4 separate regions of the Homo sapiens genome follow, and all the other regions are linked to region 3. A link is a contact called in ENCODE Hi-C or POLR2A ChIA-PET data. All regions are on one chromosome and are shown on one strand. Each heading gives the region's core, a stretch centred on a gene start or an enhancer-like site at or near the end of the contact. The rest is flanking DNA. Distances are from core to core; before and after follow the strand shown. Region 1 holds the start of ARL3 (ARF like GTPase 3). Region 2 holds the start of TRIM8-DT (TRIM8 divergent transcript). Region 3 holds the start of SFR1 (SWI5 dependent homologous recombination repair protein 1). Region 4 holds the start of FBXL15 (F-box and leucine rich repeat protein 15).

The links. Hi-C counts contacts between places; a loop is a spot of excess contacts on that map. ChIA-PET counts read pairs that join two places held with the same protein, here RNA polymerase II (POLR2A). Pooled maps may share reads with other maps.
Region 1: a loop to region 3 is called in a map with no recorded cell type, with 17 times the contacts of the local background. The contact joins the promoter of ARL3 here to the promoter of SFR1 in region 3. A Hi-C loop is called at or near these places in 2 of 37 single-sample maps with no recorded cell type and 4 of 50 pooled maps. POLR2A ChIA-PET finds 5 or more read pairs at or near these places in 1 of 52 experiments (HEK293).
Region 2: a loop to region 3 is called in a map of CD4-positive, alpha-beta memory T cell, with 9 times the contacts of the local background. The contact joins the promoter of TRIM8-DT here to the promoter of SFR1 in region 3. A Hi-C loop is called at or near these places in 1 of 168 maps with a recorded cell type or tissue (CD4-positive, alpha-beta memory T cell), 2 of 37 single-sample maps with no recorded cell type and 12 of 50 pooled maps. POLR2A ChIA-PET finds 5 or more read pairs at or near these places in 2 of 52 experiments (GM12878 and activated CD4-positive, alpha-beta T cell).
Region 4: a pooled map shows a loop between it and region 3 (18-fold over the local background). The contact joins the promoter of FBXL15 here to the promoter of SFR1 in region 3. A Hi-C loop is called at or near these places in 1 of 37 single-sample maps with no recorded cell type and 6 of 50 pooled maps. POLR2A ChIA-PET finds 5 or more read pairs at or near these places in 1 of 52 experiments (naive thymus-derived CD4-positive, alpha-beta T cell).

Annotation. Positions count from the first base shown.
Region 1 is chr10:102,712,839-102,715,688 of GRCh38, forward strand. ARL3 (ARF like GTPase 3) reads right to left here and starts at 1,559. Exons shown (of 6, transcript NM_004311.4): 1 at 1,435-1,559. The coding sequence starts at 1,437. It overlaps SFXN2 (sideroflexin 2), which reads left to right and starts at 1,798. Exons shown (of 12, transcript NM_178858.6): 1 at 1,798-1,843. RefSeq lists silencers at 1,219-1,318, 1,359-1,408, 1,476-1,870, 1,689-1,838 and enhancers at 1,624-2,200, 2,201-2,776.
Region 2 is chr10:102,641,772-102,644,739 of GRCh38, forward strand. TRIM8-DT (TRIM8 divergent transcript) reads right to left here and starts at 1,418. Exons shown (of 1, transcript NR_186489.1): 1 at 1,021-1,418. TRIM8 (tripartite motif containing 8) reads left to right here and starts at 2,708. Exons shown (of 6, transcript NM_030912.3): 1 at 2,708-2,968. The coding sequence starts at 2,847. RefSeq lists silencers at 408-1,037, 1,368-1,427, 1,698-1,797, 1,878-2,857 and enhancers at 1,346-2,100, 2,101-2,856, 2,958-2,968.
Region 3 is chr10:104,120,856-104,123,555 of GRCh38, forward strand. It overlaps SFR1 (SWI5 dependent homologous recombination repair protein 1), which reads left to right and starts at 1,316. Exons shown (of 4, transcript NM_001002759.2): 1 at 1,316-1,341; 2 at 2,110-2,231. The coding sequence starts at 1,329. RefSeq lists enhancers at 1-578, 62-161, 734-1,397, 792-841 and a silencer at 1,082-1,311.
Region 4 is chr10:102,419,467-102,422,166 of GRCh38, forward strand. FBXL15 (F-box and leucine rich repeat protein 15) reads left to right here and starts at 1,370. Exons shown (of 4, transcript NM_024326.4): 1 at 1,370-1,716; 2 at 1,888-2,041; 3 at 2,321-2,700. The coding sequence starts at 1,664. It also overlaps a transcript of PSD not described here. RefSeq lists enhancers at 1,288-1,757, 2,668-2,700 and a silencer at 1,998-2,167.

The sequences.
Region 1 (2,850 bases), core at 309-2,808, 1.4 Mb before region 3:
CTCACGTATAAATGATTAAGAAAAAGAAACAGTTGTAAAAATCTGTTTAGCCTGAGGTTAAAAAAAAACTGCAAGTGTAGCAAGTGTGAAATGTGATTGGCAACTTCAGATCAAATAACCCTACTTCTTTAACAATCTGACAATGTAAAATCAATTGAGTTTTTTTTTTCCTTTCTAAATCTACTCACTGGATAATCTGACCAAACATACATCTATTTTTTTTTTTCCTGGGCATCTAGTTTTTTTGTTTTTTTTTTTACTTCTTAAATCAACAGAAATGGCTCAACATTTCTAAAAGTCAAGAAAGGAACTAGGAAGAGAGTTGGAGCAGTGACTATAAGTTTGATGACAGGCTCTTTGCAGCCAACTAACCTGCTTTAAGTGTTCAAAATCAATTTTTCTTTGATAGCTCTAAAATTACTCAATTCCATTTTAACTCCCTCCAACTAACTGTACAGACATTAACAAGAAACAGAGTGTCAACGGTCAGATCTGTCACAACCATAATTTAGAATTTGGGAAAGCTTTAATTGGGACTGACAGAGAAAAGCCTTGCCCCGGATTGAAGTTCGATCTCCATTTTTAACTTCTCGTTCTTTTCAGTTTGGAGAACTCAAGCTAGGATTAAGATCTTTTGGTCCTGGTATGGTCACACGCAAGAGGAGACTGCAAAAGGTTTCGAAGGAAATTCTAGAGACGGAGCAGCTAATATGTCTTCATCAACATGGATTATGTATTGAATGAAAAATCGGTCATCACCAACAATCAGATCCTGCAAAACTCTCAGCAAATAACTAAATAATTCGGGACTGAGGAAGCGCACCCGCCACGCAGACACCAAGACGGCGTAAAATCCACCAGGCATCCCTTCCAAGCGGCACCCCTTTGTGTCGTGGGACTTACTTCCCTACCCCCCAGGGGCCCGCACAGCGCGAGAAGGAGGAGAGCTAGGCTACCATCTCCCCTGCTACCGCCAGGGCGACCTCAGAGCCAATGGGGCCGGCCTTCTCTCCGCTTCTGGCCGGGCTCCAGACGAACCCCACTTTACTGCAAAGCCGCGAGACCGATTGCCCGGGAAGTCTAAGCCTGCTAGCGAAAGCTGCTCTCCGCAGTTCCTGGGATCCGCCCTCACCCCTGTCCCCAGAGTAATGATGGAGCCCGGGCTCCGCACCCGGCCAGCCGCGCACTCTGCCAGCCCCTTCCCCAAGCCTCGGACCCGCTGCAAGCCCCGCCTTCCTCTCCAGGCCCAGGCCTCCCTCCAGGGCCCACCCTCGGGTCTCCCCGCCGACCCCCGAAATCAGTCCACAACCCAGATAGCAGGCTGAGCGACGTCCCATTCCCTCCTTGGCTTTAAGCGCAGTGCTCCGCCCTGGGCCTGGGGACGGGAGGGGGATAACCGGCCGGCTCCAAGGGGGCCCAGGCCCCCACACTCACCATCCTCCCGCCGAGTCCCTCCTCCTCCTCCTCCTCCTGCTGCCTCCCCCGTTACCAGGGGCAACTGCTGCGGCGCCGCCCCCGACGTCCCTCGCACGCACAGCTGAGGAGCTGAGCAGCAATACGGGGCGGGGTGCAGCTCCGCTTTCCCCAGAGTGCGCAAGTGCGCTAAGGCGCCCGCCCACGCAGTGGGCGGGCTACGGGAGCTGCAGAGGCCGCCGCCGGCTCGCCTGGACCAGGGAGTGGAGAAAGCCTGCCCACGTGGCTGGCGGGAGCCTCCCGGCCTGGGATTGGTCGAAAAGGAGGGGCGTGGGGCGGGCGTGGGGGCAGTTCCCCAGCCCAGGTCCTCCTCTCACCCGGGCCAGTTTTCAAGGCGGGCTGTAACTGGTGGCATTTGTCCCGGGACCAGGTAAGGGGCCTTGGGACAATGGCGCTCGCCCTGTCTACCTCCAATCCCCACATCTCGGGTGGGTGCTGAGATTGCTGTCCTGACTGCCCAGGCGGGGCTGCAGCGCGGGCTGGACTTCCACCTGCAGAAGCCACGTGGCGCGAAGTGCGCCCTGGGGCTGCAGATGGGCCCCTCTGCTCTGACCCCCATTGCCTAGGAGTGCCAGGCCGAGCGGCTGGGGCGTTACGAGCTGTCCGGGATGGGGGAGTACCGATGGGGGGAGGCCGTCTGTCGGAGGGCAAGAAGCAGCCTGGGGGCTGGCCCTGAGCCCTGAGGTGAGCTGAAAGCACAGGTGAAAGGCGTTTTGGGGATCGGCCCGGTTTTTGTTTTGACACAGGGTGTCGCTCTGTCGCCCGGGCCGGAGTGCGGTGGCGCGATCTCGGCTCACTGCAGCCTTTGCCTCACAGGCTTAAGCGATTCTCCCGCCTCAGACTCTCGAGTAGCTGGGATTGCAGGCGGGCGCCACCACGCCTGGATAATTTTTTGTATTTTGTTTTTGTAGAGACGGAGTTTCGCCATGTTGCCCAGGCTGGGCTCGAACTCCTGGGGTCAAGCCATCCGCCCGCCTAGGCCTCCCAAAGTGCTGAGACTACAGGTGTTCCAAAGTGGTGAGCCACTGTGCCCAGCCTCTGGCCGGTTTTGCTAAGCTGCTTTGGACAGGACCGCGTACCATCTGTAGTCCTGGAGGAGGCAAAAATGAGCCTGCATTTTTAGCCAAGGAAGAGCAAGTGGGACACTGGGGTGGGTTGGGAAGTGCTACCTCCCATCCCTTTCCCGATGCAGAGGACTATAAGAAGAGTTTACACAAACGTGCTAGGCCCTGTTCTAGACGCTGGAGACACAGCAGTGGACAAAATCAGCCCGTATGGAAATTACATCCTTCCTAATGAAATACATTTCATACCAAATTTCATTTTCACAACCCCTAGAAATTGGTAATTGCGGCCAGGCGCAGTGGCTCATGCCTA
Region 2 (2,968 bases), core at 168-2,667, 1.5 Mb before region 3:
TATTTTGTTAAAGATTTATTGACTGACCATTGACCTTGGCAGATTTCTGCAGTTCTTTAAGCCATGGTTTCCTTATTAATAGAGGAATAAATGCCTATCTTGCTAGGTAGTTTAAAGTGCCAGGGATGAAGTTAAAAGTATTAAGGACATCGGGAAATCTCCCCACACTGAACCTTTGCATTTCCCTGCTCAGTTCCACCGGACTGCTGAGCAGACCGACAAACGCTCCTTTCCCTCTGGGTAAAAAGAGCCACGGGTCTTCACTTCAGGCCCAGGAAGAGGTGGTCCCACTACGCCGTGGCATCATCGCTTTTTTAACAAGCGCGGAAAACCCCCTCCCATCCCAATGTTTAATGTACCGAAGTTTGTGAGAGTCACGTGAGACTCTCGGGTCTGCCCCGCCTTAGGGAGGTGGAGCCTCAGCTTGTGGGCCAATAGCAGGAGCAGCCTCCGGAACAGCCCCAACGCGACAGGGAAAGGGGGAGGAGCCGGGCGCCCGGCCCTGTAACTGTACTTCCGGAAAGCACGCCCCGCCCCTTCCCCCCCACCGCGCCCGTTTCTTTCGCCAGTGCCGGGTGGGCCGAACCGGCGGGTGCCGATTAAAGGCGCCGCCTGCCGCTTTCTCCTCGCCCCCCAGCGCCGCAGCTCTCCGCCCCCTTCCCGAGTAGCGGGACCGGCCTTGATGTAGGGACACCACCCCCCGTCTCCTTCCGCCCCAGCCCGGGAGCTCGGCTCGCTGCAGCCCCTGGCCCTCCCGTTTCCCCACCCTGCCTGCCCCGCTCTGCTCCGAACCCATTGTATACGGCCGGCTGCGGACTCCCAGGCCGGGCCGTGGCGGGGGCCCCGGGACCCCCGAGTGCCCCTCCGGCTGGTCCCGCGGGCCGCGGCATCTCCGCCGCCGCCTTCCTCGCGGCGGCGGCGAGGGCGCCCTTTCCTCCCCGCGCGGGTGACGGGGACGCACCCCCACCCCGGGGCGCCCCTTCGCGGGGGGAGAGCCGGGCCCGAGCAAGTCGAGGCAGGAAAGGGCCGCCACGGACTGCCCGGCCCGCCGATCGTTTTTATTATCGAGATTATTATTAAAAGGGGGCGGGGACCCCAGGACGCGGGGGAGGGGCTGGATACGCAGGTATTTTTATTAAACAGATTATTCCTGAAATAATAATACGCGCAAGATGGCTGAAGGTGGCTGTGATGAGAGTGTTGGGGTTGGGATTTTTTTCTTCCTGTTTTTTCTTTTTTGATCTGAGGATAAAGCTCTGAGGCGACAGCGGCTGCGGAGACCCTGCCCGAAGCGCCCTCCCCTCCCTTGAGAAGCCGCGGGCAGACAGACGGACCTCGGACCGAGCAACGGGTGCGGGCCCGCCCCGGACGCGTCGCCTGGGCAGCAGCCGGGGACCGCGGGCTCTCGCCTTTCTGCCGACTTCTTCCAATTCTCATCTTCTTTTATTTTTTGGACAGGACCGGGGTGGGTGGAGCAGAGGTGGAGAGAAATCGGGACTTGGCATTTTCTCCCTCTCTCTCTCCTAATTTGTTGGAGGCCGCCAGCCCTCCCCTTGGAAAAAAAAAAATCCCACCAAAAAAAAAAAAAAAAGAATCAGGAGCGAGAGGACGCCGCGGGGCCCTCAGCGAGCGCGCCCAGACCCCGGCCGCCGCCGCGGAGCCCAAGATGGCTGGGCGCTGAGGGTGGCGGCTCGGCCTGGCCCCGCCGCCGCAGGCTGGCTCCGACCGCAGCCCCGAGCCTTCCAGGCCCCAGCAGAGGCCGAGAAGAAAAGAAAGTGGGGAGGAGGGGGCCGGGGGGGCGAAGGGGGAGGGCCGGGGGAGGGGAGGGGAGGGCCGGGAGCCGAGCCTCCTGTTCATTAGCAGTTGAGAAAAATTCCTTTCTAGTTTGATCAATCCTTGTTTTCCTCGGCAGAGCCCGGGCGCCCGCCCAGCGCGGAGACGGGCGCGCGGGGTCTCTCCGCGGCGGGGGCGCCGGGCCTCGGGGGAGCGCAGAAGTAGCCGCCCGGGGGTCAGGCCGGAGCGCCGCCGGGGCTTCTCCCTCCCTCCCTCGCCGGTTGCCTTTTTTTCCACTTCTCTCCCTCCCCCTTCCGTTTCTATTTGTGAAGGGAGGAGGAAGGCAGAGGCGGGCTGGTGTCTCTGGCCGGGGACTGGAATTTCATCTGAATGACTGCCCCTGCGCGCACGCAGCGCCCCGGAGTCGGCCCGCCCGCGCCCCGCAGCCCGCGCCCGGCCAGCCAGCCGGGGGACGCCTGCACCGTGGCCCGGGGACCGCCGGCCTGCCCCTCCCGCCCCGTCCGGATCTAGCAGCCCTCGGCGCGGCCGCCCTCGCCTCCTGGCCCCGCAGACCCCGGGCTCCGGCCCCTGCGAGGGAGGTGCGGCGCCGACGAGCCAGGCAGGAGCCGCCGCTGCCGCCGCCGCCGGAAGAAGTGTGCTGCTCCCAAGCTCCGTCTGCCGCGGGGCGCGCCCCAATGTCAGCCGCGGGGACGAGCGCAGGCCGCGGGCCGCCACTGCCCTAGCCGCGCCGACGGGGAGGCGGCCTCTTATATGGAATTTGGACCCCGGCGCTCCCCTCCAAGGCTGGAGTCCCGGCCGCGGCCCTGGCGCAGTCCGCCGCCTCCCGCTAGGCGCTCGGGAGGAGGAGGAGACGCAGCCCGCTGCGCGCGCGGCGTGAGGACCGCGGCTCCCTCCTCCGGGGGGCGGGCACGCGGAAGGCGCTGCTGACTGAGCGACCGTCGGGGCCGGCTGGGGCCGGAGCTCGGGGCTCGGTGGGCCTACAGCGGCTCCGGACGGACCCCCGGGGCTGGGGAGTCGGGGAGGCCTGCCCCGGCCCCCTGCCCGCGGCCGCCATGGCGGAGAATTGGAAGAACTGCTTCGAGGAGGAGCTCATCTGCCCTATCTGCCTGCACGTTTTCGTGGAGCCAGTGCAGCTGCCGTGCAAACACAACTTCTGCCGGGGCTGCATCGGCGA
Region 3 (2,700 bases), core at 66-2,565:
TTAAGACTCAGGTAACTCCCTTTTGGCCACTTCTAAGCCACTACTGTCAGATGTTATTAATAGTAAAGAGACGATATCAATGTTTAAAATGGCCATTCAATAAGAGGACTGAAAACACTGGCCCCTGGAAATTCCCAACTTCCACGTGACTCAGAAGTTACTCAACTCTTTCACTAAACCCAGTGCTCCACCCAATGTAGCTAACTTTGTCGTCGCGTAGCAACAGAACCTCGCCATACTGGAAGCGGGGCGCGGGGGGGGGATTTTCTCGACTGAGGATGCTGCTGCCCGGTAGCCAGCAAGGGCCCTGTCGGTCTCAAACGTGAATTTTGGACCGACACAATCTCATGTAGTGATTGTTCTGCTTCCTGTGTTGCGCCACAACAAATTTCCTTGGGCTACATTTTCCCTCAGATTTGAGTAAAAGATTTGAGGTCACGCTAAGGAGCCTGCATACTGAGGTACAGAAACGGTTTTTTGTTTACAACAACAACAAAAAACCTCGCGACGGGACCGCCGAGTTTGCGGCAGCCAAAAAAGCTAGCGATGAGCTCAGCTAAAGTGCCGGGACTCTCGGATAGATTTCTAACATGTTTGAAATGTGGACCCCAACGCTGGAACCCAACGCTGTTCTTTTGTGGTCTCTGGAACCACCACGCTGGAATAGGCTGGAACCCAACCAACGCTGTTCTTTTGTGGTCTCTGCCTCTGGGGAGTCCACAAGCTGTAAATCTAACATGCAGCCAGCCGTGCGGCTTCTGGCCGCCCCACGTCTGAGTAAAGCCTTCACTGTGACTAGCAGGGAGAGGAGACTGACTGGAGCCAGAGAATGGAGGCGGCGGGCTGGCGGGGGTGGGGAGAGGCACTTTCAGGCGCACTTCACAGACGCACAAAAACAAGGAAGCCTGAAGGGAAGGCGGTTGAAAATAAGGCAACAGAAGCCGCGAACGGAAGCGCGCCCCCCTCAGGATTGGTTTAACATTCCGAAGCTCAGCCTCGCCCGCCCCGAAGACCTGCTGCGGATCGCGGCCGCGCGCGCGCGCACTCACGCTGCTCTCGGGCGCTGGGCGGGGAGAGCCGCGCGCACCGGTTAATTCTGCCAATCATGCGTCTGGGCCTCCCATCGTGTGGGCCAAGCCCCGCCCCAACCACCCGCTGGCGGAGGCGCGCGCGCAGTCCCACCGCTCTGAGTCGCTGAGTGAAGCGGCGCCTCGCGCGTCAGGCAATCTGGCCAATTGCGCATCTTTTCCGCCTACCGCACGGCCCCGCCCCTGCCACAGGATCGATTTACGGCCGCAGGTGCGCGCGCTTTTTTGCTCTCGCTGGGAATGGCGGAGGGAGGTACCCTGCTGAGGGGAAGGGGGGATCCCTGACACCTGGGCTTCCCCGGGAGTCGGCTGTGGAGTCGAGTTGAGCTCCCTTTCCGGGTCTGGGGAACTCAACCTCACCTTATGCCTGGGGTCTCCGGGGAACTAGTGGGCTTTCTGCAACGGGGGGAAGGAGGGGACGACTCCCGCCCCTAGTTTACCCCTCAAAAGTTAATGCCTTTGTCGGAGGAAGCAATTTCAGTCCACTCTCCTTTTCAGTCCCTGTTGGCCGCTTAAACTAAAAGGCTACAGACGGGCTTAAATGCGTCTCCGCTGTGTTTCTTATGCCTCGGGCCGGCAGGGTAACGGGTTCTAGTCACAGCTTGTAGAGTTCAGGATGGGTGACATTCAGGTCCTATTGTTTTTGAGTCAAGGTTTCGGCTATAGCTTCTTGAATTATGAAGCTGTCATAATAAAGAATTCCTGATTATCTAAAGCTGTTATTCTTCCCTACTTCCAAGGCAGAATTTGAATATATTTTGGTGGATGAAACGAAAACAAGGAGAGTCTTGTGACTATGAGATACTAGCTGGTTGATGTATCATGAAAAACTTAGTGGTCCCTATGTGGGAAGGTAAATGGAAAACTGCAAAAAGAGCAAGAATGAATTACAAAGTGAAATTAGAAGAAATATCTGGCTTACTTGTGGATGCTTTGTACACCAATACAATATATTATTTGATAAAAGTCGACTATAGAGAGGTGTGGTTAATTCGATTATTTTATAATTTTTCTTTTTTAGAGAAAAACCAAGATTTCACTTTCAAGATGGAAAGTCCGTCAGACTCAGCTGTGGTTTTACCTAGCACTCCTCAGGCCTCTGCGAATCCATCATCTCCCTATACAAATAGTTCCCGAAAACAAGTATGAAAATCTTTGTTCTTCCAGTGGATCCATTATGTGTTTCTAAGTATTGTGGCAGTGGTGGTTTAAATTCTACGGAAGGTTGTTAATTAACATAATGTGTAGCATAAATAAGTAGACATTTTATTAAATAATTTTGTTTTTCTTCTAAGGTGACATATATGACACCCACCAGCCCCCTTCCATATTTTCCTCTTGAATGAATTCATTTCAGTTAGTTTCAGATTAGGTTATTACAATACTCCAGATGGAGAAAGTTTGCATCTGTGCAATATTATTATGAAGGTCTTTAGTGGCAGAGTCTAGGTCTTTTCCTTACTCTGTAATTCTGAAGCACCTGGAGTACTATCAGGCATGTGCTTGTTACTGAACAAATGTTCCTTGATTACTGGGATAAACTTCTCAACACTTTTGGAAAGGTGTTGATCTTGCTGAAGTAAAAAGGAAATAAAACAAATGGAGCTTCCAG
Region 4 (2,700 bases), core at 120-2,619, 1.7 Mb before region 3:
ACCCTTGTGCCCTTGGCCAGGGTAGAAGGGGGCCCTGCTATTTTAAGAAAGAGCCGCTGGAGTTACTATGGCAACTACTCTCTTTGGGAGGGCCAGGGCGGGCAGATGGTGACCTCGGAAGGAAGAAGGGGTCTGTTCGGGCAGTCAGGGGGCGCGAGGACGTGCGAGGCGGGGGCGCGCGGGGCTCACCGCGGGGAGGGGCGGCGCGGACTCCGCGTGGTGCTGAAGGGGACAGCGCCAGATTTGTCGCACTGCGCAGGCGCAGAGGCGCGAACAAAGAGGGGAGGGGGACGAGGCGCGCGGCCGGAGGTGGTGCGCGCTCACGTGGCTCTATCTTTGCAGGGGTCTGTCCTCCCAGCTACCCCCTCCCTAAGCAGGCTGAGGAAGAAGAGATAGCAAGCCCTCACCTAACTTGACCCCTTTCTTGTCTCTCCCCGCTGCTAGCTTCTCCCTTCTCGCTGCCTTGCGGGGTGGGGAAACGTGGAAGGAATTCTGGGAAAACCAGATGTCTGGGTTCTCTATTCCCGTCTGGCTTGATTCTGGACAAGGGGCTTCCTCTCCAGGGCCTCGGTTTCCCCATCTTTAAAATGGACTGATAGCATAGACCTGCCCACCTTTCAGAGGTGCCCGAAGCCTTGACGAGATAACAGATGAGAAGTGGTTTTCGTTGTGATGAGCCAGCTGAAGCGGTTGCACCGGAGCGCCAGACCGTCAGCGGTGCAGTGGCTCTCGCGTCCTTCACATCCCCCCACACCCATCCCGTGGATGATGGGGGAAGGCACTACTCCTGGGGTTCCCCGAAGCGGATCCTGGGACTGGGACCTGGGGACGCGGTGAGAGGCAGCCCTGAAGCTGAGTCCAGAGGTCTGGGGCGTCATTGTCCCAGGGCGGACCCAGCCCCAGACCCTACAACTAAACCCAAGGCCAGCCGAGAAGCACTACCACTGGCGGGCTGAGCTGAGCTCTCATTCTTCTTAGGACTCTGGACCTTTGGAGGAAATGAAAGGGACCCAGTTGGAAATATAGTCTTTCTTCGCGCCCCCTACATCTCTCTCCCCCGGCGGAAACGCGGCCCAAACTGTTACGAAGTGGAAGAGGCTGGATAGCTCTTCATAATTAATCAGGAATGGGAGGTTTGAGCAGGTTTACTTGATGAGGGAAACATTATAGCCTCGCCAATTCATTCATTATTTCAACAATTACTTATTGAACACCTGCTACGTGGCAGACAGTAAGAGCCTGGATAGTTTCTCCCCGTTTTTCAAAGTCGCTAAACGCGACCAGAGGGCAGAGGAGAGGCCGGTAACCTAAGAGTCCTGGCTCCGCCCCCTCCGCGTTTGGCCTTGCCTGCTCCTCCCACCACCACTTCGCTCAGAGGCGGCTACTGGCTCAAGAGGACGACAGAAGCCAGTCTCTGATGCCCACCGCATTCTCCAGCTTCAGGCCTCAAGCCCTGTAGCCGAGAAGGCGAGGCCTAATGTTACACCACCGGTCTGTTCCGCCTCCGTTTCGGGGTCCACCCGAAAAGCTTTCAGATCGGATCCTCGGTGAGACGGCACTCGATTAAATAGGTCTGTCTCTACAGGCCAAGGAGGCGGGTTTGGTGCGGCCACTCCAAGGCCAAAGCGAGAAAATCTTACTGCGCACGCGCAATAGACAGCCGATGGAGCCACCGATGGAGCCGTCCGGAGGGGAGCAAGAGCCCGGAGCCGTCAGGTACCGAGCACCGGAGGGGCCGAGAGGGAAGAGGAACCTGAGGGAGGGGAGCCGAGCCGGGGCTGGGTCTGGGGGCCGCTCTTGGGAGCTGGGGCGCAGGAACATAACGGAGGCGGACTCGCAGGTAATAGTGGCCCCGGGACGCCAGTGCCAACGCCCCTTTACTCGCAGGTTCCTGGACCTGCCCTGGGAAGACGTGCTGCTCCCACACGTCCTGAACCGGGTCCCGCTGCGCCAGCTGCTCCGGCTGCAGCGCGTTAGCCGGGCCTTCCGGTCGCTGGTGCAGCTTCACCTGGCCGGGCTGCGTCGCTTCGATGCCGCGCAGGTGAGCCGGGGGCTGAAGCCCCGCCCCTGCCTGGGTACCGCCCCGCCTCTAGCCCAGCCCCCAGCCCCGCAGTATGCCCTTCTGGACCCCCTTGGGCCGCCGGGGCTGCCCGGAAGGGATCCACGCACCAAAGGGCAAATACTCGGTAGCGACTCAGAGGGAAAGTGGGGTCTCTCCTGGGAGAGCAGGAGGCTGCCAGAAAAGAACTCAGGTCAGGGGTGCATAGGCGGCTGAGGAGTGCGGGACGGGCTGAGAGTTGGGGTGCCTCCCCGCCCGCAGGTGGGTCCGCAGATCCCGCGGGCCGCATTGGCCCGGCTGCTGCGGGATGCCGAGGGGCTGCAGGAGCTGGCACTGGCGCCGTGTCACGAATGGCTGTCAGACGAGGACCTGGTGCCGGTGCTGGCGCGGAATCCGCAGCTGCGGAGTGTGGCGTTGGGCGGCTGCGGGCAACTGAGTCGCCGGGCGCTTGGGGCTTTGGCCGAGGGCTGCCCACGCCTGCAGCGCCTGTCGCTCGCGCACTGTGACTGGGTGGACGGGCTGGCGCTGCGCGGCCTCGCTGATCGCTGCCCGGCCCTGGAGGAGCTGGATCTCACCGCCTGCCGCCAGCTCAAGGACGAGGCCATCGTGTACCTGGCGCAGAGGCGCGGCGCTGGTCTCCG